2 separate regions of the Homo sapiens genome follow, and region 1 is linked to region 2. Evidence: chromatin loops called from intact Hi-C (ENCODE). Cell type or tissue: gastrocnemius medialis. All regions are shown on one strand.

Region 1 (2,500 bases), 170 kb after region 2:
AAGTCCCCATCTCCTCATACCATCATCTTGGAAGTTATGATTGCAGCATATGAATTAAGGGGACATAAACATTCAATCTATAGCAGAGGGTGATTTGATGTCTTTGTCTACACACTGCTAGATTCAGAAATCTCCAGCTAACTACCTGATTAATTCCCAAGGCATTGCAGCTCCTGGATTGTGTGGAGGTCTTCAGGCTGGGGCATAGGTTGGGTGGATCATCCTGGAGCCACAGGACAGGGAGCATGCAGGACTCCAGGAGCCCAGAGTGGCCAGCGGCCCTGCAGATAATTGGTATTGTACATATGGTATTTTTATGTATTTTTAGTTTTGCTTTCTACAATTGCCTTTTCATCTTGTGGCCAGAACAATTTTAAGTAAGAATTTTCCACGTTTCTAGGCTGTGGAGTGAGATCAGGGACAGTGTGATGCTGTGACTCACTCCTTCCCCAAAACTTACTGTGGTTTTGGTTTCCACAAGTGGTTTTGCTACCACATTCAGAAATTATGTTTTTAAAAGTGAAACATTAAATCACTTGCCCACTTTCTGATAAGCTTGTTGTTTATCAGCAGATAACTTTGGCTTTTAGATGTGAAATCCATGCACTTGAATGTATAAAGTCATCCTTAACAGAATGCATGTAGCTCAGTCAAATACATTTGCTCATAAACACTTCTGGCACTTCAATAAGCACTGAACCAGAGTTAGGTATATTCTCAGAGTATATCGCTAAAAACACTCATATAAAACACTCTGTAGCTACTCAAGTTTAGGTCTATGTACAATATAGCTTTTGTTCAGCAGTTTTATTTTTATCTGAATGTGCAAAGACTTTCAGCAACTGTTCTTTATGGGCCTGCATGCCACATAATGTTGAAAACCAGCATTTTATTGACACGTAAAAGCCTTTCTAGTCAAACAAGTAGGCATAACTATCTATTTTTCCTCTTAATATGAATATGAATCTTGTGTTTCCTAGTTCAGGTATTTGGAAACCTTAGAGAAGGTGGGTTATCATGTACTTTCTAGAAAATGCACCTACCTTGATTCTGCAGCTTATATCCTCTGCAGAATTCGGCATTTAAGGTAGGATTGCATTCATTCCCAACCCACCCTTAAACCAAAGTCATCTTCTGCTTATGGATATTTGGGTTTTATTGCCATAGATCTAGAAACTCAAAAAACTTTGGTAGCCAGGTGCCATGTAAGATGTGTAACCACACTGACGCCACACCGAGAGCACACGTGTAGCCACTCGAGTTGACTGCCCAGCTTCGTACCCAGCCAATAGTCAGCACAGACTCCAAGCCGTGTGAGCGAAGCATTGTCCATGGCCAGCTCAGCTGAGCCTAAATGACTGCAGCTGCTGCAGATAACCAACTGCAATCTTGAAAGAAATCCCAAGCAAGAGCTGCTCTCCTCAGCATTTTGCCCAGAGAGAATTTGGAAGGGTTACTGGACAGGATTACTACTTAAAAGGTTGGTGAAGGATCCAGGGAGGGCTAATGCTGGCAGTAAGAATATTTGTATCTTATAAGCCCATAATAATCTCAGACATAACTCCTATGCTTCTACCTTTCAAAACAAAATCAGTGGGACCATGTTTTTGCACTTCCACATAAGCTCTATCAAAGTGTCTGTTACCATTTTGTGACTTTGGCTTTCCTTTTAGGTTTCACTCCAACTAAATTGTCTCATGAATGTTTGTGAGAGTGATGTTTACCCCCTCTGACCCTGTACAACATTAGGGTTGATGTCACGCCTCTCTCTGTATTTCTATTTTACTTGCCTCTCAAGTGAAAGTATTGAATTATTGCTGTTCAGTGATCTTTTTTCCTTCCTAATTCTTTGCCAAATTTATTTCTTCGTCCTCTAAATACTACCGATAACCCCCTTTAAAATGCATCATAATCTGGACGTTTTATTTAGAACAAATTTACAGAATGATAATTGTTGAGAATATCTGGAGAAAGAACTTAACAATCATTTCATTTGGAGGAAGTATTGTCTGGAGAATTTCACATACCTGAAATAGAAAAGCAACATACTTTGGTTAAACATAATATGATGGATACAGCTAAATGAGGGGCAGGGCACGAGGAGTGATTCACCTCTTCCAGCTTTTTGAAACAATCTACAGGGGACTAGAAGTCATCCTTTTGTTCTTCACAAGTCTTGCTTATATTTACCTGTAAAACCTTGACTTAAAGTCACCCTGTCTAAAGTAAGTCTCTCACCATTATTATTTTTTTAATCTCAGAAATCTTTTTCCCTCACAGCACTGATTTCAATTTTGTAAGAACTATAATTTAAAAATTTCTGTGATTTTATAATTACTGTTTTGTAGTTTCTATTGTTTAGATATGTAAGGGCTCTCCCCTCCTCTGGAATGTGAGCCCTTTGAGGAGGGCAGGGAGGCTCTGCTATCCTTGTTTGCTGCTGATTCACCAGCACCAAGCATAGCTCTATGCATACGTAGTATGCTCAATAAAAGCTTGC
Region 2 (2,500 bases):
CTTTCCCAGCTACACAGTAGGTCCTCAATCAATACTTGGTCTTGGAGTCACTGGATTCGAATACATTGTTGATAAGTGGTAAGCAGGTGCAGTCGTTTGGAAACCTGTTGGCCATGTCTACCAAAGCTGAGCAAATGCCTTCTTAAGATTCAGCAATTCCATTCCTAGTCATTTATCCACAGAAATGCAAAAATGCCCACCAAAAGGCATGTACCAGAATGTTCACAGTAGCATTTTTTGTAACAACCACAAAACTGGAAGCTACCTATATCTTCATTAAAATAGAATGAATAAGCTAATTGTAGTATATTCATACAAAGAAATACTGTGTACAGCAATGAGAAACAACCATCTTCAACCATAGGCAAAAGCATGGATGAATCTCACTAACATGCTATTGAGTGAAAACAAACCAGACACAAAAGAGCACATTCTCTATGATTCTATTTACATAAAGTACAAAAACAGGCAAAACTAGTCCTGGTGTTGGAAGGCAGGGTAGGGATTGCCCCGATTGGTGGAAAGAGCTGAGGGGGCATTGAGAGTGCAGGTCATGTTCTGTTGCTTGGTGTGACTGCTAGTTAAACAGGTGTGTGAAGTTCGTGAACAAGCATCTAGCTGTGCACCAGGCACCTTTGATACTGCAATGAAATATACATTACAACAATTGCATGGGGTTTTCCCCAGGACAGTGTAGCCAGTCTCAGTAACATTTCCATTAAATAAGACTTGCTGGGAGCTTGGAGCCCCAGAGTTAGGAGCTCACTCTTGCAGAGATGTGCGCGGCCCCACCCGCCCTGTTCTTCCGACGCACTGCCAGGCCAGCGAGCGCTCACCGGGCTGCCTAACGCGCAGCGGAGGGGACTCGAGTCCCGAGACCCGGAAGGGGCCGCCCAGCGCTCTCAGCCGGCTCGTAGAGCCAGGGCCGGGCTCAGGGAGCTTCAGAGCAAGAAACACCGAAGGTGTAAAGCCCGAGCGAGCAGCTCGAGTCTCAGTCCTGCAGCCTAAGGCAGCCCCTCCAAGCCGTGGGCGCCGGCCGTCCGTCTCCTCACCGTGGCGCCCTTTACTCGGCCACCCGGGGCACAGCCAGGGGCTTCACCGAGCCCCGGGTCCACCGTGGTCGCGGCCGCCGGTCGCCGGGAGCCCGGAGCCGGGACGCGAGGGTTGGGGGTTGGGGATGGGTCCCAGTGTCGCGCGGGAGTTCAAAGCCCGGCACTGGCACGGGGCTCCGCCGCCGCAGCCGCTGGAGCCTTGGGCTCCCGCCGCGGGGAGAGCGGGGGTAGGGCGCCTGTCCCGGAGTGACCCGGCGGCGGAGGAAGGGCGGGCCGCAGGCGGCGGGCCCGGGGGACCTTGAGCGGGCGGGCGAGGAGCGGGTGAGACCGAGGTCGACAGAGTGGGGGCCCCACGAGGCCCGCGCCTGGTCGGGAAGAGAGTAGGAGATTCCCCCGCGAGCTCAGACCCGGCACTGAGGGAAGAGACACTCCGAGTCCTGCGTCTCCAAGTTTTGCTCCAATGCCCTTGACATTGAATGCATGTGTGGCGTCTATCCTGGCGCAGGCGATTTGATATTTTCAATAGGCCTAACCTCACCAGTGGCGTGCCCGGCCCGGCTGGCTAGCGGCTCCTGTCCCCAAGACCCCCGCAGTCACCAGACCTTTGCACTGCCCAGCGCTGGAGGGGGCGACCAGAGCCTTACAGGCTCCACGGTGGGCGGGCTCTTACCTCCTGACTTATTCCTCCTGGCGCTGCAGGGGGGACTGAGGTTAGGTGTCCGGTGGGAGGCTGGACTGTGTGTGCGTGTGTGTTGGGCGGAGGCGTGGGGGGAAGGGAAGTGGAGGGTAGGTTGCTGAGCCCAGGGTCCGTAACAGCAGCACATCCCAGGTTCCACCCCCACCCACAGGGCTGGTAAATCCTCCCCTTTCCTGGGGTCTGAGTGAGAGGATAGTACAAAGGTCAGATTGTCCAAAAGGATAGTGGGTTCTGCTGTGAGATTTAATTGTGACGGCATCACCAAATGGCCGTTGAATTTCTCGATCATTTCACAGAGGAAGACATCCTATTTTGAGTGTCCTGAAGTGATTTTAATTTTCATCTGGGCAGGTGGTGATAACTTCTGGAAACACCAAGGACTAAAAAGGAAGGAAACTGCAGAAAGTGGGGGGCCACAGAAGCAGCAGCTCGCAGTCATGTTCCAAGACTAGCAATCCATAAACATTGCTTGCCCTGGGGGGGGGAAAATAAAGATTTCGCCAATACTGCATCTCTTCGATTTTTACCCATTTCCTTTACTTGGTCCTATTTTTACTTGGTCAAAGAAACACGTGTATCATATACTCAGAATTTCCCCTTAATTATAAGTTTTTTACAAAAAGTCAATAAAAGACAAAATGGGAAGTGTTGAAGCACTGTCCAGAAACTATAGTAATAGCAATATAAAAAGAAGGGTAGTGAACTGACCTTAGCAAATTTGCTCTGCCACTAATTTGCTAGTCAAGTGACC

The links. Peaks named below come from ENCODE experiments on the same cell type or tissue, not always from the same donor. Only the 100,000 strongest peaks of a DNase experiment are listed, where the experiment ranks them.
Region 1: a loop joins it to region 2, with 4 times the contacts of the local background. A loop is called at or near these places in 12 of 110 quality-filtered maps.

The regions. Positions count from the first base shown.
Region 1 is chr3:24,686,516-24,689,015 of GRCh38, forward strand. No RefSeq gene overlaps it. Among named protein-coding and RNA genes, the nearest start is that of THRB, 190 kb to the left of the region's middle. In gastrocnemius medialis, no CTCF peak of the experiment used is centred here; a DNase peak (open chromatin) is centred at 1,280; H3K27ac peaks cover 501 bases.
Region 2 is chr3:24,520,592-24,523,091 of GRCh38, forward strand. LOC107986011 (a long non-coding RNA gene) reads right to left here and starts at 1,803. Exons shown (of 2, transcript XR_001740424.2): 1 at 1,723-1,803. In gastrocnemius medialis, a CTCF peak has its summit at 1,031; a DNase peak (open chromatin) is centred at 860; H3K4me3 peaks cover 1,353 bases; H3K27ac peaks cover 1,287 bases.